Linked DNA regions of Homo sapiens: region 2 is linked to region 1. A link is a loop called in an ENCODE intact Hi-C map of the cell type or tissue named here. Cell type or tissue: CD4-positive, alpha-beta T cell. All regions are shown on one strand. Links, peaks and the distances in the headings refer to the core of each region. The heading gives the core; the rest is flanking DNA. Region 1 holds the start of MIR6825 (microRNA 6825). Region 2 holds the start of PODXL2 (podocalyxin like 2).

What was found. Peaks named below come from ENCODE experiments on the same cell type or tissue, not always from the same donor. Only the 100,000 strongest peaks of a DNase experiment are listed, where the experiment ranks them.
Region 2: it touches region 1 in a loop (2.2-fold over the local background); 4 of 110 quality-filtered maps call a loop at or near these places.

The regions. Positions count from the first base shown.
Region 1 is chr3:127,564,853-127,579,559 of GRCh38, forward strand. It overlaps TPRA1 (transmembrane protein adipocyte associated 1), which reads right to left. Exons shown (of 11, transcript NM_001136053.4): 4 at 12,138-12,224; 5 at 11,969-12,041; 6 at 11,765-11,844; 7 at 11,088-11,198; 8 at 10,897-10,957; 9 at 10,551-10,653; 10 at 10,333-10,413; 11 at 6,380-8,936. The coding sequence ends at 8,669. It overlaps MIR6825 (microRNA 6825), which reads right to left and starts at 10,479; the gene lies at 10,414-10,479. RefSeq lists enhancers at 10,025-10,604, 10,605-11,183 and a silencer at 10,458-10,637. In CD4-positive, alpha-beta T cell, for the core only: CTCF peaks have their summits at 10,290 (motif pointing right) and 10,501; a DNase peak (open chromatin) is centred at 10,299.
Region 2 is chr3:127,624,935-127,639,785 of GRCh38, forward strand. It overlaps PODXL2 (podocalyxin like 2), which reads left to right and starts at 4,251. Exons shown (of 8, transcript NM_015720.4): 1 at 4,251-4,355; 2 at 14,311-14,589. The coding sequence starts at 4,286. LOC107986126 (a long non-coding RNA gene) reads right to left here and starts at 4,029. Exons shown (of 2, transcript XR_001740892.2): 1 at 3,872-4,029. RefSeq lists silencers at 4,184-4,253, 4,364-4,493 and enhancers at 4,894-4,953, 13,911-14,411. In CD4-positive, alpha-beta T cell, for the core only: no CTCF peak of the experiment used is centred there; DNase peaks (open chromatin) are centred at 4,167, 4,907 and 5,377; H3K4me3 peaks cover 1,293 bases; H3K27me3 peaks cover 1,145 bases.

The DNA of each region.
Region 1 (14,707 bases), core at 6,451-14,450:
GGTGCCAAATAATGAAATTTCAACAGTTGGCCTTGAGAACTCTAAGCCTTTCTTACCGCCAGTGAAAGAAATCTCAGCAAGACAAGAAGGAAGAAATGTTCCCCCTTCCCTAAAGCTGCAAAAACACAGGAGCTCTTTGGAATCATAAGGCTGCCTCTGATAACGTGGGGAATTGAAAATGTTATATACACATATATATATTCTCTCTCTCTCTCTCTCTCTCTCTCTCTCTCTCTTTCTCTCTCTCTCTCCAGTGTGGAGACTGATGAGAAAATGTAAAATCCCATTCTATTTTCTGTTAGTATAAAAGTGTCTGCAGAAAGGTTATTTGGACAAAGAAGTCTTTAAGGTGCCTGGACTTTGGGCTTTGCCAGCACGACCTGCGATGCTCTCCGGGCTGCAAGACCCACAAGGAGGTGTCTTGTATGATCATTTCTTGCTCTGCTAAGAATATTTAATTTTACATCTGTCACTTTCTGAAATTTTTTGGTCAAACTATAAGAGGATCATTGCCATCTGCATGAAGGAAAAAATTAGTAAAAGCTAAGACGCTATTTCATTCCTTATTTGAACCACGGTTCTAAGAGTCCCGTCTTATTTCAATCCACACTGATCTAGCAGTCTTGTGCTCATGGCTTCCCCAGACTAGAATGCCCTCCCTTTCTGCTCCTCCCTTCATTTCCCTGACATCTGCTCACCCTTCAAACTTGCCGGTTGGAAGGCCCTTGCCCCTAGCTTGGAGCTGGATCTCCTCCCCATGCCCGCAGCCCCTGGGTATCCCTCTGCCTGGCTCACCCCTCACCCACATAAGACAGGGCTCCTCTAGTTACAAGTGACAAGACTCAACTTAAGCTGGCTTGAGCCACAAAGGAGCTGTGTTGGCTGCAATGCCTGGAAACGCCTGCCATGCCCTGCTCAGGCTCGGATGGATCCAGGTGCTGGGCGGAGAGCTTGCTCCTGAGCCCTGCCCCTCTCCAAAGCTCTGCCATGGCCCTGATGGCCTCATCCTCAGAGACTCTCACAAGGGAGCTAGAGCAGCTCCAGAACCACATTCCACCGGCTCGGCAAACCCTGCAGTAAGCCACTTCTTTTTCTCAAGAATTCCAGAAGCAGCTCAGTGATTCCGATTGGCTCAGCCTGAGTCACATGCACGTTCCTCATTGGCTAGGCCTGAGCATGTTCCTACCAAGGAGCCCAAGCAAGGGCCAGTACCCAGAAGGGAAGTTGGGGGCATCTTAGAAGTCTGGGCAGGCAGGCCAGGTATGATGGCTCACGCCTGTGATCCTAACACTTTGGGAGGCTGAATCGAGAGGACCATTTGAGCTCAGGAGTTCAAGACCAGCCTGGGCAACATAGGGAGACCCCATCTCTATTTTATTTAAAAAAAATTATTTTAAGAAGACTGGGCAGGCAAAAAAGACTGGACTCCATGGCAACACAAGGTTGTAATTTGTTTTATTGTCTGTCTTCTATATCTAGATCACTATAGAGCATGGCACAGGCATACTAGGTAGGTGCTCAGTAAACATGTGCAGAATGCTATGAGTGGGAAGGACAAGATGTAGCCTGGGAGAATCCTCCTGATGACAGGGCCCAGGATTGCAGGGATGTCTGAAACTCTGATATGTGCAGGAGCCAGGCAGGAGACATGATGGTCCATGCCAGGAGGACCAGTCAGAACTGGGGGAGAAATGTCCCAATCTGAGACTGTCACATCTTCTGATTTTTTTTTTAATGAGAAGCCTAATATTTGGACAATATATGAAATCTTGTAATATTTAAAATCTGACAACTAATATTTTAAACATTGTGCAAGCCCACAGGATACCTGCATTTATGAGGATGATGAGGGTCAGCATTTGGAATTGGGAAGAGTAGGAACCTTCTGGAAGGCCACCGTCACAAGGGCTGCATCAATGTCTAGAGGAGGGTGCTTGTCACCCACTCCAGTCTGTAGTCAAGGGTTTCAGAGCCAGCCCCTGAGGCAGCCCAGGTGCTCACAGTGGGGAGGCCAATGGTGTGAGGGGTGTGCCCCACAAGCCCATGGCCCAGCTCCAGCCCGGGCAAGCCCCAGCCCATGGGGAGGGCCAGCTCCTTGGAGTGGCTCTCACATTTTCAACCTCGAATTAGGCCCTGTCTTCCCCAGAATACCATTCGCCTCCAGCCAAGCAGAACTGATCTTGCATCCCAGAGCCTCCCGGAGCCGGCTTTAAACACTCTTCACAGCAGGTTTTTGGATCTTGATTTGAAGAATGCATTCAGCTGAGTCACCGTCCCCAAACAATATGAGAAATAAATCGTTGGGCACGCTCCTGATCCCAGAGCCAATTACACGGGCCACTCCCCACAAGCAGCCCCTATACCCTCCAGAGAAGGTCCTGCTGAGAAACAGAGCATGGACAGTTCCCCGGATGGAGATGCTGCACTGGGCCAGGCCCTGCACGGGATGGGGTGGGGGCTTCATGGAAGCCAAGGAGGCACAATCAGCCCCACATTATAGGTGGGGAAACTGAGGCACAGAATACAGGAAGCCTGCCAGCTCACTTGAGGAAGTGGCAGAGCTAGGAGTGGAAACGAGTTAGTTCTATGCTCCAGAGGTGTGCACTCCAGACCCCGCTCTGCTATAATCACCCCAGGCGCTCTCAGTCCCATCCCAGCAATCCTTTCGGCATTTTCTCTACATCCTCCAGACTGGTTTTGGAGTGGCTACAGGCTCCTCATTTTGATGCAATGGCCCAAGAAACAAGGCTCGGGGCCCTTCCAGTGCTGAGGGTGTTTCTGTCAGATGTGACAGTGCGGCGCAGTGGTCAGAGGCCTGGACTCAGCCCGATTGCCTGGAGTCAAAACCCACCCTACCGCCATGTATTTGGCCATGTGACCTCACTCCCTCAGGTTTCCCCGTCTGTAAAGTGGAGCTGTATAACCCATGGCGAGTGTTTAGAATGCTGCCAGAACATAGGGTTTAGAACTACTTTCATATCCCCCTAAATCATCAACCAAAAACATGTGCAGTGCCAGATGAGCCTGCCTTCCTCTCCGATGTGACATGTGAAAGCCAGCTCCTCTCATTCACACCTTTCACATCTGATGTTGTTAAGGGGGGCAGTTTGGTAAAATTGCTCTCCCTGAACCCCTCCACTGACCTGGGTCCTCCTGAGAGGGGTATTGCGTCCCGGGTAAAGTCAGGCTGCAGATTCAGGCAGACCTGGGCTTAACACCCAGCTCTGCGTCCCATGAGGTCTAGGATCTTGGGCAAATAACTGCACCTCTCTGAGCCTCGGTGTCCTCATCTGTAAAATGGGATAGGTAAACCTGTCTTGCAGGATAATTACCAGGACTTTAGCAGAATGACCTCTTGTGAATGACCCATGGGTGTGAACAGGATTGCCAGCTTTGAAGATGAGACTGTCCTCTGAGAGGCTGCAGAGTGGGAAGTCCTGAAGACCTCACGTTTGCTGTGCCCGGGACTGAGCCCAAGTCCCAAGGCAGAACTTGCGCACGCATCCCCAGGGACACGGGAAGCTTGGGACCAATATCCTTTTGGCCTCACTCAGTTGTTGCAGCCCTGGGGAGTGTGGGTCCAGTCTCCAGCCCAGCTCTGCTACAAAGCCATGGGGAGAAGCAAGTGGCCACTCACTCTAGGCCACTCACACTAGGTCTATTCACCAGGCTCAGTGCTGAGCAGGTGCCTCTAACCCCTTGCAGCTCTCAAAAGGCATTTCTGAGATCGAGGAGAGGCATACTCATGGCTTAGCAACTGCTTCTCCAGGCTGGCTTTGCCGCATCTTGATCACCTGCCTGGGGCAGAGGGTGGGCTCAGGCCTCCAGGGAGCCCATCTGCCAACGGGTTCGGTGCCATGGTGTCTGACATCCAGGCACCAGGTGCAGGCCACCTGAGCATCTCTGGGACAGCCCATGAGGCCGACCAGCTGCTCCAAGAGGTACCTACCCCATCGTCACTGGGAGAGGAGCAGGCTCACTCCTCCTGGGCTCGGGCACAGCCCTCTCTCCCAGGCCCGGCCCCTTGATCTGCAAGTGGCACAGCAGGAACAGTTGGTCAGGGAAGGGGACAGTGCTTCCTAGGCTGGCACTCCAGAAGGCAGCTCGGCGCTGGGTGCCCAGCACACACTTAGTACATGGCCTGTGCCATCACAGCACACTAGCTCCTCCCCAGATGCCTTCACCCCTCCACAGTCACCCGAAAGCACAGAGATGAGGCCACTGGAAGCTGAAGGGAGGTGGAAAGACTAGGGCATTCAGGTTATGACCCTGGCACAGGCATCCCTAAGGAAGCTATGAAGGGGAGGAGAAACTAACAGAATGATCCATGGAGTCTGAAAATGAGCCCATGTGACACAGGGGCTGAGGGGGTGACCCTTTGAGCCCAGGAGCTGTTACTTGTCCCTAGCCCAGGCCTTGCTCTCTCTACTTGGAAATCAAATTAATCACAGCTACTGTAGCAGGTGTCCACCTCAGCTAACCCTTGGAGAGGTTGAGACATGCCAGGATGTGCTGCAGTAACAAACAGCCTCCAGTCTTGGAGGCTTAAAGGGTAGGGTTCACTTCTTTTTCTGGTCACATGTTCAGTGCATGCTCAGCAGGGGGATTCTTCCCACTGAGCCCCCTCAGGGACCCAGGCTGGCAGAGGCTCTATCTTTACCACATGCTTCTGCCATCACCGTGGCTGGCTGGAGCAATGTACTGGCCATTAAATTCTCCCACCTGGAAGTGACTGATGCATGCCACCTCTACTCACATCTCAGTAGCCAGCGTTAGTCACACGGCCTCATCCCTCCTCTAATGGGGCAGGGCAGGGCGATGCCCCTCCAGCTGTCCCGAGGGAAACGGCAGAACCTGGGGCTGTCCTGGAGAAGACCCAGTCCCACATAGCGGGGGGAATCCCACCACAGCACACCAGGAATTTTCTAGAATGTTGCTGAGTTTCCACCATGGCCCCATTCTGCTGAGCAGGAGGAAGACTTAACCTCAGTTATGCTTAGGGCTTTTCTGCCTATTCCGTGGATCTGGTAAGGTCTCAGGCTCTTGCACAGTGTCAGGAGGTCAGAGGGAGAGAGGCTCTAATGCCATTTGTTATGGCTGAAGTCAGTCCCCCAACACTCATGCACTGAAGCCCCAGCCCCAGGCACCTCTGCAGGGGACTGCATTTGGAGATTTGGCCTTTACAGAGGTGACTAAGGTGAAAAGAGGCCATTCATTGGGAGTCCTAATCTAATCTGACTGGTGTCCATATAAAGAGAGGAAATTCGGACCCAGAGAGACAGCAGGGACCCCACACACAGAAGGAAGACCACTCAAGAAGGCAGAAAGGGGACGGCTGACTGCAAACCCAGGAGAGGGGCCTCAGAGGAAACCAACAGTGGACACCTTGATCTTGGAATTCCAGCCTCCAGAACTGTAAGAAAATAAACCCCTGTTGTTGAAGGCCCCCATCTATAGTACTTTGTTATGGCAGCCCTGGCAAACCCATACATCACTGGCCATGCGTTCACCCGTTATATCACCATGCTCCAGTGCTCTGGGTGGGTGGACCTGCAGGTCTCAGAGCTCTGCTGCTTCAGGGCCATGTGGCTGGCACTGAGCTTGGCAGCAACTGAGGACCCTGTGTCCAAGGTCTTCTTCCCTAAATTCTCAATGGTGACACCTCTAAGGTGGGTGCTTCACTGACCCACAAACATGAGGGTGCAGTTACTGAGGGAGGAAAAATGGATACCAGTGGCAACCAGTCACCTGCTACCCTGTACCACTAGTGAAGAAACTGAGGATCAAGGAGAAGCTGTGACCTGCCCAAGGTCCACAGTCCATGTGCAGCAGCAGTGGGAAGGTGAGATTAGACTTTGGCCACATACAGTGAACTCTGTCACCACGTTAAGACTCCAGAAACCTCGCATCCAGCCGCTCCTCTGCCTAATGCCTGTTCGCACCCAGACACCACACAGACGTGGTCTGAGCAGGGCTCTTCAGAAAGACTGAAAATGTGACTGGCATACCACGTCAGTGAGGATGTGCCGGTGGGAATGAAAGCTGGCATAGCCTCTTGGAATGGGTGTTTTGGTTCAGATTAGGTTCAACTGTAAGAGAAACATCAAAAGTGGTTTGAACAAGATAGCCACTCATTTCTCTCATACGTTCCAAAAGTCATCTGAAGGTAGGACGTCCGAGGTCGTTACAGATGCACTACAGTGTCCATGACACCGGCTCTCTCTATCCTGTCGCACTGCAATGAGAAACTTCCATTCCCCAGATTACCCTATGGTTCAAGATGGCTGCTATCACTCCAGCCATTATAAGCACATTCCAGTCAGCAGGAAAGAAGGGCCACCTCTTATCTCTAAGGAAGTTGCATGCATACTTACATCCATTGGCCAGAACCCACCTGCAAGGAAGGCTAGAAAATGCAGTCTTTATTCTAGACAGCTGTGTATCTAGCGAAAAATCAGGGATTCTCTTCCAATGGAGAAAAACAACATATATTGGAGGACAACTATTGATCTCTGCAGAAGACTAATAAGAGTAATTAAAACTAATTAAGACTGTGTGCTCCAGCAATTCTACTTGCATGAGTTACCAAAAGCAAATTTATAAGGATTGTTGATGTTGCCTTGTTTGTTGTTGCAAAATTTTTCAGAAACAAAAGGGAAGTGGTTTATAAATTGCCATATATCCATATATATGTAGCTGCAGGGGTGAAGCAGTCCTCCACTTGACATGGAATGATCTCCAAGATCCATTGGAGTGAGCTACAGGACATTAGCATTACAGAAAGAGGGATGATATACACATCCGTTGGTGTGAACACAGGATGGCTCTGGAAGGTTATGGAGACCCTGGGTGCTTCAGGAGGGGGACAGAGGAATTCAGTGCCACACAGGGAGATTTATCGTTCACCAAATACCCTCCTGTACTGCATGAACCTTTTTTTTTCTTGCCATGTACATATATGACCTATTTTTAAAAAACAAACTTAAAAATTATAAAAATGGTCTCTTTTCTTCTGTTGATGCCTCTCTGCTCATTCACTGCAGCCAGCAAACTTCGGCTGACACTGTGCCATCTTGGACTGCATGTGGATCTGATGGTCAAATCCCTGCTGGCCCCAACCCTTACCCCGCTCACTCAGAATGCCGTGAGCTTGCCTTCCCTGATTACCAGGCTTTTACATGAGCTGAGAGGCCCCGATAAAGTATGCCATTCAGGGGCACCCTGCAGTACCCCCTGCAGCCCAGGAGTCCAGCTCACTGGCCGTACTGTTGGCCCTGTCCGCTATCAACCCTCCAGGCCCTCCCAGGGAGCCTGACACATTGGCCCCACAGACATGAGCTGTGTTGGAGCTTGTGCCCTCGGCACCCCATTCCCCCCTAAAAAAAAAAGGCTGATCGCGGAGGCGGGCAACAGCCTGATCCTCAGGGTCCCCACAGCCAGGGCTGAGACCTCCCCAGGCTCTGAAGCATGCAGTTGGCTGTGTCCTGGATGGGCTCCTCCTCTCCAACTCTGGGGATTACATAACTGGCAGCAACTCCCTTTCACTCTGGCTGCCAAAAAGCTCAAAGCCGAACTCAGGTACAAGGGCAGTGGCAGGGACAAGTGGGCCCCTCTCCCCTACTCATGCCTTATGATCCCAGTGCTTTGCTCTGATTTACTCCCATTTTCAGCCAACCACACCCATCCTTATGACAAACATCAGTCCCCGAGTCCTGTCTGCTGGGGGCCTACTATGTGCCAAGCACTATTCTTGAGGCTAAAAATAAGAGCTATCCTTATCGTTCATTACTGTACGCCAGCCACTCGTGCTTAGTGTTTTCCAATCCTTACAAAAGGCCCTGCAGGATGGGTCTTCTCCGCATTTTACAGATGGCAATAGTAAGTCCATTCTGCGTTTTAATGGAGCTGAGCAGAGAGAACCGGCTGCCCAAGACAACAGTGTGTGTCTGACAAAGGGAGAGGGGCTGGCTCACAAAACATAGTTCTCCTCTCTCTCCATGTCTGTCCCCCCTACTCAGATGGGCCCAGGGGCAGGGGCAGCGGCAGCTGGGATCCTGTTTCTCTTCACCTCCCCAGCAGCCAGCCCAGGGCTTGGGCACTGGGGACTGCTCCTTGGTTGAGCAGAGGCCCCCTGAGCCTCCCAGCCCCTCACCCAGCCCTCAGGCTCCTGAAAGGAACCAGCCCCAGTATTCCTGCAAAACCTCCACATTAGCACCTTCTGCTCCTTTTCCTTTTTATTAAAAAATAGATCAAGAAAATATACACACTTCAGTCCATCCACCATGGTGGATGCTTTGAGGAGGCCAAAGCACCATGGGGATGGGATGGAGGCATTGGGAGAGCCAGCCCTGCCCTCGTGCCAAGGGTGCAGAGAAGGAGGGTGCCCTCAGCCAACCTTGCCAAGCATGGCCCTGGAAGGAAAGCCTGGGCCATGTCACTGAGCAGTATGAGAGCAGGTGGGAAGGGGAGGAGGGTCCCCAGTGAGAGCAGAGATGGCAAAGGGGATTGGGAGCCCCAGGGAGGTGGGGCCTCCAGACTCATGGTGGGAACAGGGCCACACAGGGCTACTGCCCACAGAACGTCCCTTGACCTGGTCCTCCTCCCCTGGGGACTCTGGGCCTGCTGGCCTCCTCTCTGGCCTGTCCTCCACAGGCCCTGGCAGCTGCCCTCAGGCATTGATGGCCTTCCAGCGCTCGCTGTCTGTGCTGTTGATGCTGCCAGTGTGGCAGGGCATGGAAGCGATGTCATCCAGGTAGGCCACCCCGCCGGCAGAGTCGAACTGCGTGCTCGAGTAGCTGGCAGCTGAGGCCCCAGCAGCCCCTGCAGCCTCCAGGCCCTCCCGCCGGGCCACAGCGTAGGGCTGGGGTAGGTGTACATCTGGCTCCTCTGTCTCGTCCACTTGGCATTTGTAGGAGAAGAGGATCTTGGGCTCCGAGCTGATAAAAGGAAAAGAGGGGCATGGAAGCCTCACTGAGTGATTCAGGAAGAGCCTTCCTCTCCAGGCTGATGGGGCCACCAGATAAGGAAGGAATTGACCAACAGTCGCCTGACACCCACTCTGAGTGGGCCTGTGAGCTGGACCCCAGAGCCCATCTAGACTTGTTTTGGAACCCAGCCCTCCTCCCCCTGGCTGTGTGAGCTCAGGCGGGGGGCATCTGTGCCTGCTTCCTCATGGTGAAATGGGTGTGTGGACACCGTGTGGAGGAAGAATGGACATAAATCATGAGGCTTCAACAGTGCCTGCCCAAGCACTCAGGAGACATTGGCTGTGGCCTCCGCCCCCACTCCTGTGACCCCTGCTGCTCATGTTACCACCCACTCCACTCTGACCTCGTCCCTCGGCCCTCAGGGCAACTCTCCAAGGGGGACACACTACACCCAATTTACAAAAAGGAGCCTGAGGCTCAGGGGAGAAATTGTGTGCAAAGATCCAAGCTGGGGCCATGGACCAGTCTGGCCCTCTCCCAGCTTCACCCAGGTGGGAGGCTGATCCCCTCCCCACAAGACCTGGCAGGTGAGAAAGGGGGGACAAAACACCCACATTCCGACCACATTAAGGTCTGGAGTGGGACCCCCAATCCCATGTCTTCAGCATCCCATCTCACAGACGCTTCTGCAGATGCACATGTGCACAGCAGTGTACTCACCCCCAGAGAATCCAACTGACTTCCCACCCCAAACCTGCTCCCCACTTAAGTCTTCCCCCAACAGGGTACAAGCTTTGTGAGGACAGGATTTGCATCCGCTGTGGGCCTCGCATCTTCTGGCTCTAGCAGTGTCTGGCACACAGTAGGTGCTCAATGAATGCTTGCGAATGAATGAGTTAATATATTATTAAATAAAAACCAGCAATGTAGAACACCGTGCATAGTCACTCTCTCTCTCGTGGGGAGAGTATGTCTGTGTGTACTGTACATACAATGTGCATATATATGTATGTATATGTGGATATGTGCATATATCTACATGTATGTATATGTTGAGCACGTGTTCATGTGTGTATGCATGCATGTGGGTGTGCACGTGCATGTTTGTGTGCATATGCCCGTGTGTATCCGTATGTGCGTGTTTGTGTGTGCATGTGCATGTGTGCATGCTTGTGCATCCGTGTGTGCATGTGCACGTGTCCATGCACATGTGGGTGGGTGTGCGTATATCTGTGTGCATGTGCATGTGTATCTGTATGTGTGTGCCCAAGTGCATGTATGTATGTGCGTGCGCATGCGCACTGTATGCATACACAGCCTCTCAGCTTCAATCCTCACACCCATGCTGGAAGAAGGCGCAGTTCCGCCGGCAGCCACGCGGGGGCGCCGGCGGCCACAGACTCACCCGAAGAAGCCCCGGAGGAAAGCCACGTAGATGAGCGGAGCGAAGAAGCTGAAGTACAGGAAGGTTGTGGCATCTACACAGCTGCGGAGAAGGCGGGTCAGCGCGGGGCCTCCTAGCCCCATGCTGACTCCACACCTCCCCATGCCCCCAGCGGGTGGACACCCTGCCGCCCACTTCCCATGCCCCCACGAGGCAGACACCCTGCGGCCCCCACGCACCAGAGCCCCTCGATGATGTCGAAGCACAGCAGCACACTCCCCAGCCCCTGCAGTAGGTTGAGCAGTGCCAGGATGCCCGCATACACGTAGAAGCTCCTCCGAGCTGGGGGCCGGACAGGGTGGGTCGTGAGGTCCCACCCTGGACAGGCCAGGCTCTGCCTCCAGCACCTACTACCCTCAAGCCTGGTGTGTCCCCCGGGGCCCCTCTAGGCCTCCCTCTCACCCAGGGCTCTCCAGCTCCCAGCCTGGAACTCTACAGCTCCAGCTCCCAGCTACCAGCTCTACAGTGGCCCGGTAGACTCCCTCCCATCCCCGCCTGTCCCAGAGCCGCCGGCCAGCTGCTCACAAGGCAGGGAGATGCGCTCCTTCAGCGGGGTCTTGGGAAGGATGACCACCAGAGAGTAGACCTACAGAGACAGGCAGGGCTGAGAAGGTGCTGGGGGCGCCAGCCCAGACCCACAGCCAGAAACCCAGGAATCCAATCCCTACCTGGCCCTAAGGCCCCAGCCACCCCAGCTGCCCCAGCCTGAACCTCACCAGGAAGAAGAAGCAGGAGCTGACCAGCCAGAACTGGCGGCCCCCATGGCCATAGATATTAAAGTCCTCAGCTGAGAGATGGGCATCAGGGTACAGGATCTCCAGGGTCCCCTGCAGGGGCAAGCAGGAAGGGAGGAAGGGAGAGGATCTCAAGGCTTCTCTCTCCCAGGGGCTTTCCCTGATGCAAAGCCCCCTAAGCTCTCCACCACACCAAGTTCAGCCTCTTGGCCTGACCCTCAACTCACCTGCCCCAGTCTGCTCCCTGGCCATGTCCTGCCCAACTGATTGCAGCATCCAGAGCCGGCCCAGTCTTGGGCTGAGTCACATGGGGAAGGGGGCAGAGATGGACAAGGTGCAGTCCCTGCCCCCAATCTAAGAAAGGGGCCTCTAGATGCATGCTTCTCAGGGGGGTCTGCGGACCTGCACCATCCCTACCTGAACTCCTTATTAAAACGGCAAGTCCTGAGCCTCCCATCCTGGCGCCCTGGCCCACTGGATCCAAATCTCCAGGGGACCCCAGAATGTGCCTCGGTAACAAGCACCCCATGTGATTTCTCAGGTGCAAAGTTTTGAGAACTCTGAAGGTGATAAAGACTGGAAACCTGACCCAGACCCAGAAGCAGTGGGTGCCTGGTGCCCTGACTCCTAGCGTCCCCTGCCCACACTCACCCTCTTACCTGGGTGACAGAGTAGGCCAGGGACAGCACTGTGGTGATGGCCAGCACCCGCTTGATGCTGGACTTACTCTCCAGGTGGCCTGGAAGAAACATGCTGGTCAGCAGGCAGGAGCCAGCCCAGGTGACCACTCCAGAGTCAGCCCACAGCCAGGGAGGGGCAGGGGAGAGCATCGCCAGGGCCCAAGAGCCCAGCGGTACACACACCAAAGGCCAGGCCCAGGATGATCACACTCAGCTCGATGGCCAGCAGGAAGAAGCGGGTGATCTCCCACAGGATCTGCACGCAGAGTGGGCACAGCGTCAGCCTGGACCAGCATCCCCAGCCCACCCCAGGCCAGGCCTCCCTGGCCTCCCTCAGAGGGCCCAGCCGCACCTTATCAGCAACAGTTGCAGCGTTCGAGGTGCTCACCGTCATGGATACCACGGCCCGGGCAATGCCCACCAGCGCCACCACAAACACCTGGTGGGCAAGGGAGTGGTGTGGCAGTCAGGGAACAAGAGCCTCTGCATCGGCAGGGGCAGCAAGCCCACCCCCATATCTACAGGAGCCTTTGATTCCTGAGGTCGGAAAGGAGGAAGGCGCAAAGTCAGGGTGGGACACAGGGAGGTGGGGATCACTCCAGGAAGCAAGGCTCACAGAGTTGCAGACCCTCAACTGCAGGTGACTTCCAGCCTGGCCCTCCCTCTCGGGGCCCCAGCTTCCTGGCTAGCACCAACAGCCTTGGGCTGGTGAGCAGGAGTGCGCATGGTGGAGCCAGATGGGCCAGGTTCACATCACAAGCAGCACGCTGCTGCTTCCTGGCTCTGTACCTTAGCTTTCTCATCTATAAAATGGGGGCAGAAACAAAACCTACTGTGTTTGATTGTTGGGTCAAATGGATTAACAGATGCAGCAGAAGCCTGCCTGGCACCCAGGAAGGGCCAAGTATACATTTGCTGTTATTACCGTATTCATGGTTTTAATTCTGAGGCATGCGGGACCAGGCAAAAGGTCACCGAGAAGAGGTGCAGAGACCTCTAGGGAAGCCACCAGCCCAGCAGGTTTCACAAAGTGCCTGCTCAGCATCTGTGGTGCTTATCGGCCTGGTATATCCATCCCCTTCCTCTCCCTTCTCACCCCCACTTCGGTGGTTCCAGGTGAGGCTGAGTCCACCGCTCCTGGCTTCAGGGATGGGCCTGGGACGCAGCACTGGCCAGTGGTGTGTGCCATTCCCCTGGCCTCAGGGCTAGTTCAGGGAAGGGCATAGGCCCCAAGGGAGCCTTGTGAGAGAGACCCAGGATGTCAGGTGGGGCTGCTGGGAAAGGCAGACGGACAGCATGCAAGCCTGGCACCATGGACACCACCCTGCTGCCACAAGGGCAGATGGCGAGAGAGCAGGGCCATCGGGGAGATCCCAGGCTGAGTGGGAGATGGAGATGGTGCCCCAGCAGCACTGCTGTGCCCCCAAATCCTGCTGTGCCTGAGGCCCAGGAACTGCCCAGTTTCTCAGTCAAAAACTGGCTTCTGTGAGTCTCAGTTGGGTCTTCTGACACATGCCCAGATCCATATATACTCTGTCTTTTGTGCCATGAGAAATTGTGTCAGCAGGGCAGGCAGTAAAAGCAACAAACTACCACACGCCTACTGTATGCCAGGCTCCCACTGGGCTGCAGCTATGCAGACGACTTCATAGGTGCTCACATGAACACCATAGCTAAAGCAGATCAACATCTGTTATGCAGAAGGGCACTGGGGCACAGAGAGACCAAGCCACTGGCCCCAGGTCACACAGCAGCATGGCTGGGGTTCAGAGCTGGACTTCCTGAGTCCACTCTTAACACTGCCTCCTGAACTCTTTAGGACAAAGTCCCCAAAAGTTGATGGGCTGGGCCCTGTTATATGTTCCTGGACATTTAGCCCTGGCTCTTTCTCCCTGCCTGCACTCCCCCTTACCCCACAAAAGGACATCTGCCTAGCATACAGTAGGTGTTTAATATCTGTTGAATAAATACACAAATGAATAAATGGTGAGAGAAGCAGTGGGAGAGAAGCAAAGAAAGCAGGCCTCAGTTCCCAGTCCTGTCTACCACCATCTTGTAGGTGTGAGGGACATCAGGCCACTACAACCTCCAGGCTTCCCCAGCCCCTTGTCTGTCTCTCTGCCTGCCCACAGCCCACTCCTCTGACTGGGAAGTTCTGGGCTAGACCACAAGGAGGGGACCAGGGAGCCACTCAGCTCTCATGTGGTGGTATCTAAGGGCCACAGAGAAGGGAGGACTCCAGTCAGGCAGGCCCTGCAGACAGGGGAAGGGCGCCCTGAAGGAAGGCAGCTGGACAGCCCACACCCGAAGCCCACACCAGGACAGCCCGCACCGGAAGCCTACACCTGGAGAGCCCACACCCGAAGCCCACACCTGGACAGCCCACACCTGAAGCCCACACCTGGCACCTATACTGGGACAGCCCACACCTGGAGCCTATACCAGGAGAGCCCACATTTGGAGCTGCCTTCTCAACCACAGCCCTGACACCTCTCCCCAGGCAACACGTGCCAGGACCACCAAGTGGTGACAATGCAGGCTCTCCCAGCAAGTAAGATGTCTTCTCCAAAGAGGTTTCACAGAATGGACAGATGGGGGACGAATGGATGGAGGATGCAGTGGGCATTTTCCCCACCCAGCATCCATTCCCCTCCCCTCTAGTACCAGCTCCCCAATTCTGTTGTGGGCTCCCTCAGTCCATATGGTCCAGCTGAGCTGATGCTGCCCTCCCAGCTTCACAGTGCCCCTTTCCTTGCTAGCCACAGTGCTTGGCTCAGGGATGAGGATGGGATCCTAGGTGGGCCAGTCAGAGGAAATCCCAGGTCTACACTGGCACTATCAGCAAACAGGCACTGTTTGCCTGAGTTGTAGAGGCAGGATGTTAGCTCAAAGTTGCTCCTGGCCATCTTTGACACCATATGA
Region 2 (14,851 bases), core at 1-8,000, 54 kb after region 1:
ATGGATTAATTTGAAAGATAATTATGAGTGAAAAAACAAGATGTGATACATATATGTAAACATTTAAAACATACCGATATTACATAATGTGTGTGTACATACGTGTGTGTGTGTGTGTTTGTATATTAAGGATAATTTACGCCAGCAAGGTGGCTCATGCCTATAATCCTAGCACTTTGGGGGGCCAATGAGGGCGGATCACTGGAGCCTAGCCTGGGAAACATAGTGAGACCCCATCTCTACAAAAAAATAACAACAGTTAGCTGGGCATGGTGGCACAAACCTGTAATCCCAGCTACTCCAGGAGCTGAAGCAGGAGGATCACTTAAGCCTGGGAGAGCGAGGCTGCAGTGAGCTATGGTGGTGCCCTGGCACTCCAGCCTTGGTGACAGATCCAGACCCTGTCTCAAAGAAAAAAAAAACAAGATAAAATGTGAGCTTGGGTATTCTTGTGTTTTTTACAGGTTTATTGAGATATAGTTTACATACCACATAATTTAAAATGTACAACTTGGCCGGGTGTGGCAGCACACACCTGTAATCCCAGCTACTCAGGAGTCTGAGGCAGGAGAATCGCTTGAACCTGGGAGGCGGAGGTTGTAGTGGGCCAAGATCACACCACTGCACTCCAGCCTGGGCAACAGAGCGAGACTCTGTCTCAAAAATAAACTAATTAATTAATTAAAAAATGTACAATTCAATCGTTTTAGCATATTTGCAGTTGTGCAAATTATCACACTTTTAAAACATTTTCATCACTCCCTTCCCCCAAAAAACATACCCATTAGCAGTTACTCCTCTTCCTTCCCCACCAGCCCTAGGCAACCACTAATCTGCTTTCTATTGCTAAAGATTTACCTATTCTGGACATTTCATAAAAATTGAATCATATAATATGTAGTCTTTTGTGATGGGCTTCTTTCACTTAGAATAATGTTTTCAAGGTTCATCCACGTTGTAGCATGTGTCAGTACTTTCTTTGTATTGCTGACCAACATGCCATTGTATGGGTATGCTACATTTTATTTATGCATTCATCAGTTGATGAGAATTTGGGTTGTTTCCACCTTTTGATTATTATGACTAATGCTGCTATGAACATTCCTGTAATGTATTTGACTAGACATATGTTTTCTATGCTCTTAGGTATGTATTAGGAGTGGAATTATGAAGTCATATGGTAACTCTATGCTTAATCTTTTGAGAAACTGCCTATGTCCAAAGCAGCTGCACCATTTTACATTCCCATCAGCAGTGTACGAGGAGGGTTCTTTCTCCATATCCTATATAACACGTGGTCTCTCTTTTTAATTCTAGCCACCCACCTTAGTGAGACGCAAAGTGGTTTCCTTTTTTTTGAGACAGAGTCTCGCTTTGTCACCCAGGCTGGAGTGCAGTGGTGTGATCTCAGCTCACTGCAACCTCCACCCCCTGGGTTCAAGCAATTCTCATGCCTCAGCCTCCTGTGTAGCTGGGATTACAGTCATGCACCACCATGCCAGAGTAATTTTTGTATTTTTAGTAGAGACAGGGTTTTGCCATGTTAGCAAGGCTGGTATCCAACTCCTGACCTCAAGCTATCCACCCAGCCCGGCCTCCTAAAGTGCTGGGATTACAGGCGTGAACCACCGTACCCAGCCTGAGAAGTGGTTTCTTATTGTGGTTTTGATTTGCATTTATCTGATGGTTAATGAGGCTGAGCATGTTTTCATGTGCTTATTGACATTTGGAGGAATGTATATTCAGATCTTTGTCCATTTTAAAACATTGAGTTGTCTTTATTACTGACTTGTAAAAATTCTTTGTATATTCTAGATACATGATTTCCAAATGTTTCTTCCCATTCTGAGGATTGCCTTCACTTAAATTTTTGTTTCTTTTTTTGAGACAGAGTCTCACTCTGTCACCCAGGCTGAAGTGCAGTGGCACAATCATAGCTCACTGCAGCCTTGAACTCCTGTGCTCAAGCAATCCTCCCACCTCAGCTTCCTATGTAGCTAGGATTACAGGTGTGTGCCACCATGCCTGGCTAATTTTAAAATTTTTCATAGAGATGGCATCTTGCTTTGTTGCCCAGGTTGATCTTGAACTCTTGGGCTCAAGTGATCCTCCCACCTCAGCCTCCCAAGTAGGTAGGACTACAGACATGCACCACTACACCTGGCTAATTGATTTACTTAGAGATGGGGGTCTCACCATATTGCCAAAGCTGGTCTCAAACCCCTAGCCTCAAGTGATCCATCCTCCTACCTCAGTCTCCCCCAAGTAGCTGGGATTCCAGGCACATGCCACCACCCCTGGCAGCTTTAGAGTTTTCTTCATTTGGAGCTTACATATCTGGTTTGGTTTATTCCAGTTTTTAATAATTGTTGCTGTGATTGCGATCTTTTCTCCTACTACATTTTCTAAGTGGTTATTGAGGATACACAGAAAAGCTATTGATTTCTGTACGTTATCTTTTATTCAGCAATCTTGCTGAACTCATTGGTTTTCAATTATTTTGCCAACTGATGATCTTGCATTTTCTAGATAAACCTGCAAATAATGAGTTTTCCCCCAATACTTTCATCCCATTTCTTCTATCAGGCCTTGTTGCAGTGTCTCTTATAGAATATTCAATCATTGTGGTGGTAGTGAGGATTATTTTGTTCCATTCACTTAAAAGAGAATGTTTCTAATGTTTCATCATTAAGTATGGTTTCACCATTAAGTATGATAATAAAGGTTTCTGGGAGATACCCTTAATGGAATTGAGGACGTTTCCTTCCATTTCTTGTTTGCTTCTAAGATCTTTGTTTCTTGTAACAGAAAAACAAAACAAAACACAACAAAAAACCAAAGGGATGCTCCTTTCATCCTCAGAGGAGGAAAGAAGAGGGAAGCTGGGTCTAGACACACCCTGGATTTCTCTTTTCCAAGCCCAGCTGACAGCCACTTTTCTAGTACCCCTAACACCCACCAAATAAAAGGTGCTACATTTTGCTCATGTTCTTTCTTTTGTCTGGAACCCATTTCTTCCCTATGCTCCTCCACCCCAACTCCTATTTCTCCTAAGTATTAATATTTAGTCTGGAAGAGTCCCGTGAGATTATCTCCAATGTCTGATGCTATACCCCTGCATAGGGGGGTGGGGATATACTTTGAAAAAGCATATTCAAATAACGATTTGTTATTTTAAAGAAGTGTTTTCCTAATATGGTATATATAAAGTAACATTCCACAAAATTGTGGTTGCTGTATATTTAAGCTGCAGTACTTCTAAAAGGGTAGTCGGGGTTTTTCTCTCCCTAAAAGAGGCTGAGCTTCTTTCTAACTCAGGAACTCTATCAGTGAGCTTTTCCCTCTGCCTTGTAAGTTCTCTCCCAAACCCAATCTCCTACCTAATACCCACTCATCCTTCCAGATGCCAGCCAGCTTACCTTAAATGCTGTTTCTTCAGGAAGGCAAGCATAAGGTTCCCCTCTGTGCTGTCTCCTAGCCCCTTATACTCCTTAACAGACCGACTACCAATTGCAATCATAGGACCATATGTGTGTCCATTTTGTTTTTCAGTCTGTTTTCTCTACGAGCCTAAACTATGAGGACGAGGGATGTGCCTGTTTTATTTACCACTACAGTGCTTGGCATATTAAGGATCTTCAGTTGCCAAAAGGGAGCACATGTTAGAGAAGTCAGCACCTCTCTCATAATCTAAAACCCCCCAGTTAGCAAATGGGGCAAGTGGGGCCCAGAGGTGAGAAGAGATTTACTCAAGGTCTCGGAACCAATCTGATCCTGAGCCAGACTGCCTAGCTCTAAAGTCCAGTTCTTTGCTCTCAGGTTCTCCTTCAGGGCTCACCCAATCTAAGTACCCTGAGAAGTCTTTCCTTACCCCAGGCCTCTGTCCACCCTCACAGTCATTTCCACGCGTCGTCCTCGTCCCATCAGTCCCATCTGCCACAGCTGCCCACTCTGCTTCCCAGGGAACGGGTGACCGCGCGGGGAGAGAGCGGCATCCGGGCGCGAGGTGCGAGGCCCAGGTCTGCGGGCGGCCGGGCCAAGCCCCCGAGCCTCGGCGGTGCTGATTGGCCGGCCTGGCGGGGGGGACGGGCGGAGGGACGGCCGCCCGCGCGTCCGCTTCGTCTCCGCGGGGGCGCGCCCGCGGCACGCGGCCGGGCGGGGCCGGGCGTGAGTGACGGCCATGCGGACCAATGGGGCGGGCGCGCGCCGCCGCCGCCGCCCGCGCGGCCCCTGACGCGGGCCCGGGCGCCGCGCCGCTGCGGCTGCAGGCGGCGACGGCTACACCATGGGCCGGCTGCTGCGGGCCGCCCGGCTGCCGCCGCTGCTTTCGCCGCTGCTGCTTCTGCTGGTTGGGGGTGAGTGCGCTCCGGGCCCGAGCGCGGGAGGGCGGGCGGCGGCGTGGGCGCGGTGCTGGACAGCTCCCCGGGCCGCCAACAAAGGGGCCAGAGTGCGGCGCCGCCGGGAGCGCGCGTGTCCCGGCCGGGCCGCGGCGCCGCCCCGACACACGCGCACGAGGAGTGGGTGCGTGGGGGCCGCGGCGGGCGCCTGGCGTGCCGGGCGACCCCCGACAAAGGCGCGGCGGTGAAGCTGGGACACAGCACCGTGGCCCCCACGCCGCGGCTCTCAGGGGCAGGTGCGCAGGCTGCTGCCTCGCGGGCCGGGGGGGCGCGCACGTGTGGGTGTGCATGTGTGTGCGTGTGCTTGTGTGTGTGCGAGTGCATTGTGTGCCTGCGCACTCGGGGGAAGAGGCGTGTGTGACAGCCACGCGGGGAGGAGGCCGCATTGTGAAGGTCCCAGGGGCCGCCTGCGGAGTGTGGGGCGGGTACGCTGAGGCGCGGGTGGCTGTTTACGCGTGGCGTTGCCGGGAGGGAGTGTGAGTGTGTCACGGTGAATGGGTATTCTCTCCTGTTCTGGGCGACTCTATTAGGAGCTGACAAAAACGGGCGTACAGCCACGGAAGGCCCGTGACAGCACACGGCGGGAGGCTCCCACGCAGCTCACACACGAGGGAGGTGTGAGACTCAGATGTGTGGTTTCCATTCAGCAGCCACGCCGGGCGGCGGGCTGTGTGGGTGCGTGGCGGGCTGGGGGTGTGGCACAGGTGTGAAAGGGATGTGTCTGCCTGAGAGAGAAAGAGACGGGCCTCCTGATGGCTTCCAGCGCAGACGGGGATTTAGTGGAGGGGGTGTGTAGGGAGGTGGGCATGGGGTGTGACAGCCCATGAGGCAGGCGGCCACTATGGAAATGGCGGGGAGAAGGGCTGTCTGCAAAGGTGGGTCAAATAAGGTCATAGCTGAGCAGCTCCTGCACACACTGGCAGAGCAGAGGGAGTGTGTTACGGTGTATGTTAAGGTGTGACTGGTGCTGCTGGAGGAATACCCGGATGAGGAAGTGTGCATGTGTGCCTGTGCACACTCATCAGCCAGCTGTAACTTCACTTCTGATGCACACGTCAAAATAGCGTCCTAGTATGATGTGTGTATGTGCATGTAGGAGTGTGTATGTGCATGTAGGAGTGTGCACAGGACATTTCCCACGCAGCTGGCCCATGAAGACACAGGCACTTTGTGTCCAGATGTGTGTGAGTGAAAGAGAAACTAGTGAAGGGTCTCTATGGGAAGGGAGGAACAGTCTTTGCCTGAGGTGGGCCATGAACCTGGGACTCAGAGTGGCAGAATCCCAGGGTAAATGGCTGGGAGGGGAAAGTGGTCCCTCGCACATTCCTGTGCATGTCATGGGAAGGCTCAGTTCAGGGAGGGTACATTTTCTCCACAGTCAGTCTAGGGATGAAGAAAGGCCCTAGGTGGTGTGCACAGAAAAACATGTCCATCAGTGTTGGCTCAGACACTCACACAAACCCACCTGTATTCTTTCACGCCGTAAATCCTCTTTGGAAAAAGGCGACATTCAATAAATAAACATCAATTGATTGGTCTGCTATTTCTTTGTGTGACAGTCATAAACCAGAACTGGCCAGCAACGTCCTCATGGACCCAGGCCCAGCTGTAACTGCCCATGTGCTTATGTGACCAGCTGTGAGGACTGCAGGCAGCCTGCCTCCCGGCTCCTCTCTCCCGTGCATGCTCTTCATGACGCACTTCTTACCCCCTGCTTGGAGGGCATGTGCGTGTGTCTAGCAGTGTGTCTCTTTCTTACACACCTTTGTGTGGAAGCCCTTCAGGGACCTGTCAGCATTGTTTCTCAGGTGCTTACAGAGTGGAGGTAGCGTGACTGTGCTCAGCAGTTCCTGTTGTCGCTGACACTTAAGGGTGAGGAGCTGTGTGACAGATGCTGCAGGGCCCCTCCCATGTTGGTGTCTGCCAAGAGCTTAGGGAGACTGGACTTCAAAGACCCTGCTTAGGGGAGAGGTGGGGTGTAGCTGATGGTGGAAATCAGAAAGGAGTTTTGCACCGGGAGCAGATCACAGGGACTGATTTGAAAAGGTAAGATAAAACATGAGGATCGCTGGGGTCTTGTTTTTTTCACCTCCCCAAATGTCAGCCTGCTTCCTTTGCCTCCTTCTGTGTTTGTTTGGGTCAGATTTTCATTTCTTTGAGGCTGATCCCCTAATCCTTTTCATGTGCCATCTTTTTCTCTCTCCTCTGTTGGGTGTGATGATGTAACAGAAAATTATAGGTGCTAGAGGGAAAAAGGAAATCAATCACACGCAGAGTGTAATTCTGAAATTTTAAGTCAGGTGGGGTCTCAATTAAGGCAGATTAATTATTAAGTGCAAAACTAATTATACACAGAATGGCTATGTCTCAGCTACTATTTTGGTGTCATCTTATGGTGGGCAAGTTTGAAAATAAGTAACCTCTTGTAATTACTTAAATAAATACCCATTGCCAAGGCCTTTGAAAATATCAAGTTCTATGTAAAGACAAAACAGTCATTAGAGGGAAAAATAACTTTAAGAAAATGAAACTGTTTACTGGAAAAGGAATGAAAAACCGGGAAAATACCAGATTCCTTTTTCTTCAGTAGGGTTTTCAAAATCTTTGCCAATTCCTATTAGACCATTGGGAAGGGAAGACAAAGAAGGAAAGGGAGAGATGTTAGAGGAAGGTTATGGGTTCCTGGCTTGACAGGTGGGAGAGCTCAGAGAGGTGGGGGCTCACTGGAGCCATGGAAATGACAGGGAAGGGGCCTAGCAAACACACCAGACCACAGTACTGTGCACAGACAGCTGGACTGACTAGAAAGTGTTTTATCCCCCAGAGTGGGGAAGGAAACAGGCTCCTCTGGGCACAATGACCTGGAGAGGGCAGAGCAGTCTTCTTGAGTTCCAAGCCATTCCGAGGAGCCAGAGTAGGGTGTAGACGGCAGCAGCCTCCCCGCCTGCCATGCCACAGCCTCTCCCTGCCATGCCACAGTTCAGCTCCGAGAGAGAGTGCCAAGGTTTGAGAGACAACCCGTGTTTAATCCTTCAGTGGTTTTGTAGAGAGTGAATTTCAAAATTCTTAGGGAGAATCAGTTTACACTTTTCTAACAAGGCTGAAGTAATATCTTTCCCAGCATACCTGCTGGAGGTTGGAGCATGCAGATACAGATCTCCAGTTCATGGCCCTCTCAAAGGCAGGCTGCCCGGGTGCCCCGGGAACCTATACAATGTGTATTATTTAATTATTATAAACATTTTCCATCAGTTGACTTTTTTCTTCCTGGAATGCATGAATGAGTTTTTCCAGATTTGTTTCTTGTATTTTGGCTCCCTGCCAGCCCTGGGGATACTGCTTTTGCAAAGCAGTCTGCTACATCGGCTCATATCCCCTAAAGAACTTAGGGTTCCACTTCCCAAGAGTTTGTAATTTTCCTGAGGGCAAAGCCTGTCTCTTGTTCATCTGTCTCTTGTTGCACCTCCAGGAAGGGCCTAACACACTGTTTGGCACAGAATAGGAGCTCAGGAGTGACTGTATTTTTCTTTGTAATCGAGAGTCTAATAGAAATTTTACCTCTAATAAGAGCACAGCCCACCTGAAACCAAAGTTCAATTATAATTGGATCACATCTGATTGGCAGTACTACATGATTCTGATTCACTTTTCAAAAATTAGAAAATAACTATTAAATAAGTACAGTTTATAGATGAAACATTTCCAAACACAGGGGCCACATGCAAATGTAAATAAAGGGATTCTTGCTTGTGAAACATTGGGAATCACTTTACTAATTTGGTCTTTTTCAAGAGAAGAGATTCCTTCAATTGATTGGATTGGTTGTGGGGACCCTGGGCAGAGTGTTTGGAAAGGGGTATCTTCTAGTTTTTAGCTCTGGCTTCTTTCCCTGGCCCTTAAAGCACATGAAATATTTAAGCTGTTTTACATATTCTCTTCCTTCACGTATCCTTTGGAGGAAGGAAGGTACCCAGCCCCACAAGTAATAGCTTTCCATTCTTCTTCCTGGAGCATCCACAAGATGTTTTTGTGGGGGAGAAACCAGCTAATTTCAGCTCCTCTATTAACTAGCTGTTTGACCTTAATCCCACTAGGCCTCAGTTATTTCATTTGTAAAACAAGAGGGTTGGATTACAAATTTTGTGTGTGTGTGTGTGTGTGTGTGTGTGTGGGAGAAACCAGCTAATTTCAGCTCCTCTATTAACTAGCTGTTTGACCTTAATCCCACCAGGCCTCAGTTATTTCATTTGTAAAACAAGAGGGTTGGATTAGACTACTAATTATTTATTCAAACCTTTATTGTGTCCCCATCATGTGTAAAAGGTTGTGCTAGGCACTGGAATTACAGGGTGGAATTGAAACAAGGGACTCCTCATTTACAATGGAGGCTGTATGAAGGTCTCTTACAATTTGGTGAGAAAAGTGGCGTGACAGTAGTTTGTTGAGAAGGCTGTGATAGAGAGGAGTGGTGTCTCATCCAGACTTGGAGTGGCCACAGAAAGCTTCTCGGAAGCTGAGACTGCAGGCAGGAGTGAGAATTAGCAGGTGGGTGGTGGGACAGGACAGAGATGGGGAGATACGGATGTTCAAGCAGAAGAGCATATGCAAAGACCCAGAAGGCAAAAGAGGCGGCTGTGTTCTGGAAATTGCAGGTAGTCAGTTTGTCTGAAGCGTAGAGTATGATTGGGGAAGGTGGGTGCAGAGAGGGGAGGGGAGGTAATGGTCAGTTTATGAGAGCCTTCTCGCCTTTTCAAAGGATCTGACCTGTATGATAGAATGATAGAACCAGATTTGCATTTTAAAAAGACCTCTCGGCCTGTGCAGTGGCTCACGCCTGTAATCCCAGCACTCTCGGAGGCCAAGGTGGGCAGATCACCTGACGTCAGGAGTTTGAGACCAGCCTGGCCAACATGGCGACACCCCGTCTCTACTAAAAATACAAAATTAGCCGGTCATGGTGGCACATGCCTGTAATCCCTGCTACTCGGGAGGCTGAGGCAGGAGAATCGCTTGAACTCGGGAGGCGAAGGTTGCAGTGAGCTGAGATCACGCCATTGCACTCCAGCCTGGGCAACAAGAGAGAAACTCCATCTCAAAAAAAAAAAAGTTGACTGGGCACAGTGACTCACACCTGTAATCCCGGCACTTTGGGAGGTTGAGGCAGGCAGATCACCTGAGGTCAGGAATTGGAGACTAGCCTGGCCAACATGGTTAAACTCTATCTCTACTAAAAATAAAAAAAAAATTAGCTGGGCGTGGTGGCAGGTGCCTGTAATCCCAGCTACTCGGGAGGCTGAGGCAGGAGAATCGCTTGAACCTGAGAGGCGGAGGTTGCAGTGAGCCAAGAACGCGCCATTGCACTCCAGCCTGGGCGACAAGAGTGAAACTGTCTGAAAAAATAAATAAAAATAAAAAATAAATAAAAAGACCTCTCTGAGCTTTGTCACTCAAAGTGTGGTCCACAGACCAGCAGCATCAGTCACACCTACTGTGTCAGAAGACTCGGGTGACTCACACACATTTCAGTCTGAGAAGCGCTGATTAGAGGGCAGTGTTCGGGACAGATGAGTGCAGGGGGAATTGCTAGGGGTTCGTAAAAGAGCTCTCTTTTTCTTCCAGCGGTGAAGCACTATGAGGACTGTAATTCTAATGGAGGCGTCTCTCATGTCTACACATCTATGTTTCTGTATCGTCTCTGCTGTTTTGCTTTATCGTGAAGTGTGGGGCATTTCGGCCATGTGCCCCCCTGAGTGGCATGGTTGTCTACCCTAGAGAAAGGGAAACTGAACACATGTTCCTGAGATCCCGGTGTTGTTATTTCCTCCAGCCTCCTTTCTCCTTCACAGTGTACTGAGCACAGTTAGTACAGTGCCATGAGCAGTTCTGTTAGTAGCTACCTTTGAGATCTCTCTCCCTGCCCTACTAACCCTGTGGCTCAAACAGAGTTATATGGTCACTGTTACACTATTCCATAATGATTTGTTTTCTTGCTGGTCTCTGTAGTAGAAACTGACCCTTTTGGGGCAGGGACCCTATCTTTCTTATTTCTGTACCAACATAGCCTTGGATCATGCCTAGTCCAAATAAGCATTTAATAAAGGCTTTTTGGTTGAAGAATGAATGAATGGATGGATGAATGAATGGAATTTAACCATTCAAACACTACTCTGATCCAAAAGGAGAACTTGATTTATAATTTGTCTTAATGTATCATTTGGCTATTTCTGTGTAATAAATCACCCCAAAATTTAGTGGTTTCAGATTCTCAGTTCTTAAGATCTGATCCCTGGACAGAAGCATCACCTGGGAACTTGCTAGAAATGCAAATTGTTGGGCCCCGTCACAGACCAGCTGGATTCAGAACTCTAGGGTGGGCTTAACAGTCTCTGTTTTAACAAGCCCTCATGGTGATTCCATGCTGGTTCAAGTTTGAAAGCACTGGATTAAAACGGTAGCCATTTATTTAGCTCATGATTCTGTAGTTTGGCAATTTAGGCTGCAGTCAGCTGGGTGGTTCTGGTCTCAGCTGAACTCCTTCAAGTTTGTCATCAGCTGTTTATCACCTTTGCTGGTCTTGTCTGGCTCTCTCACTTTGGGACTTCAGCTAGGACACTGAGCTGATCTGGCTCTCTTCTGCATGGGCTCCTGTTTTCCTGCAGGCTAGCCTTGAGCAGAATCCTGAGAGAATGGAAGCGTGCAAGGTATCTTGATGCCTAGCCTTGGAAATGGCACATCATCACTTCTGCATTGTCTTGTGTAGCAACTCACAAAGGTAGCTCAGATTCAAGGAGTGGAGAATTAGATTTCATCTCTTGATGGGAGGAGCTACAAAGTCTCATTGCAAAGATGTGTGTTATTAATTGGGAGTCATTGGATAACCCCTCTCAGGAAGAACCTTAAGAAGGTACTGTTTTGGGGTAGGACAGGGCACTCTGTTTCTTTCCCATCTACCTAGTAGGGGATAGATACTGCTTTCTTCTATAATATTCGGGCTAGGAAAAAATCCAAGAGTAGCTTAGGGTCCCCCCGTGATGTGAAGGGGAATTAGAGTGGAAGAGGTCATGGGAAAGTCTTGAGCTAGAGAGAGTACAAGTCCTTAATTCATCCTCTCCCAGGAACAAAGGGGAACTTCAAGGGGAGTGGACCCCAAATTGATTGTCTTGGCTTTCTCTGCCTTTTAAATACCTTTGGCTCAAAGAAACCACAAAATATGAGATGGCTGTTTCTCTCTTTGAGTCAGGGATTCAGACACAGGCTCTGGGAACATGACTTCAGCTTCGTGGAGCCAGGCCCTGCCTGGAAGCAGAATCTTTGTCCGTGGACATGGTGCCTAGGACAGCAGAAGACATTCCGGATGGGGTGTGATAGCTTCCTGGTTTGGACTTGGCAGAAGGCAATCCCCTGTGAGCAGTCCTCAGGAGCACTGGCAACACAGCAGTGCCATTGGCTCCCACCTGCCCAGGGTCACAGCTTGCCCACCCTTTAGGTATTTTTTTATTTTTATTTTTTTGAGACAGAGTCTCACTCTGTCGCCCAGGCTGGAGTGCAATGGCACCATCTTGGTTCACTGCAATCTCTGCCTCCCGGGTTCAAGCAATTCTCCTGCCTTAGCCTACCAAGTAGCTGGAGACTACATGCGTGTGCCACCATGCCCAGCTAGTTTTTGTGTTTTAGGAGAGACTAGTTTTGCCACATTGGCCAGGCCTGTCTCGACCTCTTGACCTCAAGTGATCCGCCCGCCTCGGCCTCCCAAAGTGCTGGGATTTACAGGTGTGAGCCACCACACCCAGCCCCATCCTCTAGTTATGATGATACTTTCTAAAGCTGAGAGTTGGGCCTGTGAATTATCTTATTGAGAGACAGAGCTTCACGGGATCTTAGAGGTTGGCACAGACGTTTACTAGCCCTGGTCAGATGCTAAGGCTCTGATGCCTCCTTAGCCCCGGCGTTGGCTTTGAGGCCATGTAGAATCACTCTGATATTCTTATTCACATCAACCTTTTGTTTTAATGTATTTGAAGATACCATGGTCTCTTTTAAATATTTTTTTCCCCGGGCCATGAACTTCACAGGTCTCTGTTTTTTATATAGGATAATAACACAATATTTGTAGAATAGTTTGGTTTGTAAAGCTCTTTGTAGAGCAGCTTTCACACATGGCTCACCAATTACCTCATTTGGTGCCCCTCACACTGGAGGCATGGTAGGAATTGGTGTCCTTATTACACAGAGGAGGAGAGCAAGGCTGGTGGTGGTGAAGTCACTCAGCCAGAGAAGCCAGAGTGTAACCTATTTCCTGGTACCAGGCTTTCTCTCCTGTTATATAGAACATCTTCCTGTCTCTGACCTCAGGGCGTCTCTCTTACCCTGGAGTCTCTACTTCCCATCCCCCATCCACACAACCCAGAATACACCCCTGTGGCTGGATGTGGCATTATTGGCTGTGAGTTGTCTGGCTGCTGCACAGTGTGCACAGACTCCCTCATACGGAGACTCACAGGACAGTCTGAAATGCTCATTTTTTTCAGTGGCCAGTCACAGTATTGGCACGTATCAAGCTTAGGGCCTGCTCAGCAAAGCACATGGCACCAATAATATTAGCCCTATTTTTATTATAAGCATCACTAAAAATTGCCATGTACTGTAGTCAAGTCAGGTCACAGTACACATCTGGTGTAGAGCAAGAGGAAGACTGTGAAATTCCCTCTTCCCTAGATCCTTAAGTGTTAGTCTTGGAAAAGAATTCAGAGGTCATTTCATTTAGCTTCCTTGTCTATCTGGTGAGGAGACTGAGACCCAGAGGTCTTGAGCAGCTTTCCAGGAGCCTCACAGCAAGTTAGTAATTTGTGTGGTTAGGTCATTAAGTTAGAGGTTAAGTTGTGAAACTGGCAAATAGGGCTATATTCCTGTCCTTAAAGAATGAGAGTGAAAGAAGAGGAAAAAGGCCTCCTTTAATTTGTTTTCCTGTCCATTTATTTGCTTGTTTTGGTAAATTAGGAGAGAGAGAGAATCCAAGATTCTAAACAAATATGTCAAATTACCAGCACTGGGTTGAGTTTGAACTGTGACCTCACGTGGTTTTTTAAAAGACTACGTTCAGAGGCTGGGCTCAGTGGCGCACGCCTGTAATGCCAGCACTTTGGGAGGCCTAGGAGGGCAGATCACTTGAGGTCACGAGTTCAAAACCAGCCTGACCAACATGGCGAAACCCTGTCTGTACTAAAAATACAAAAATTAGCCAGGCGTGGTGGTGGGCACCTGTAATGCCAGCTACTTGGGGGGCTGAGGCAGGAGAATCACTTGAACCTGGGAGGCGGAGATTGCAGTGAGCCAAGATTGCACCACTGTACTCCAGCCTGGGCGACAGAGCAAGACTCCATCTCAAAAAAAATAAAAAATAAAAAAACTAAAGACTATGTTCAGGATACTGTATTGCTGAAATACAAATGATATTCATAATGCAGTTTTGGAGAAATTTCAGCCAAGGATGGAAGCCTGGGGAACACTGTGTTCGTCCAATCATACTGCTAGGTCCTTAAAAGCATGGGCCCTGTCTTCACTTCAGTTTGTAGCTCCAACACCCAGTACAATTGCCAACAGAGAGAGGGTACTCAGGAGGCATTTTCTGAGTGACCACATGCGCAGTGGAACACTGACTCAGTGATTCCTCTCTCTCCCCTGCCTGTCTCCATCTGTCTCCCCTTGCCCCTGCCATAGGGAAGTCTAAGCAATTTGGCCTTTTTGAAATGAAAATAGTGTCTCAGAATCCCCGCAAAGCCTCTGGGTTTTCAGGAGTGTCCACTGAAGTCCCCCCTTCCCCAGGACCTTTGTCATTTGAGACATGCTCTAACCTGGCACCAGTCTTGTGTCTTCTCTAGCCTCCCCTGACTGTCTGGCTTTTATGTCTGCACAGGAGCGTTCCTGGGTGCCTGTGTGGCTGGGTCTGATGAGCCTGGCCCAGAGGGCCTCACCTCCACCTCCCTGCTAGACCTCCTGCTGCCCACTGGCTTGGAGCCACTGGACTCAGAGGAGCCTAGTGAGACCATGGGCCTGGGAGCTGGGCTGGGAGCCCCTGGCTCAGGCTTCCCCAGCGAAGAGAATGAAGAGTCTCGGATTCTGCAGCCACCACAGTACTTCTGGGAAGAGGAGGAAGAGCTGAATGACTCAAGTCTGGACCTGGGACCCACTGCAGGTAGCTCTTCTTACCTACAGAGCATGTGTTGAGTGCCAGCCAAGTGTCTAGGCAAAACACCAGGTGACCATTTCCTTGCCAGAAGCATCTCTTCTCTCTCCCTACAGTTTTTACCATGCTGCTGCTGTTTACCTGCACATCAGAGCAAAGGCTCTGGGACCCTGAATGTCTCACAGGCCCAGGAGGCCCTTTCTCTTTAATACTAACCACTGTTTAGGGAGCCTTTATTCTGTGCTCATTTAATTCAATCTGATGCTTATAA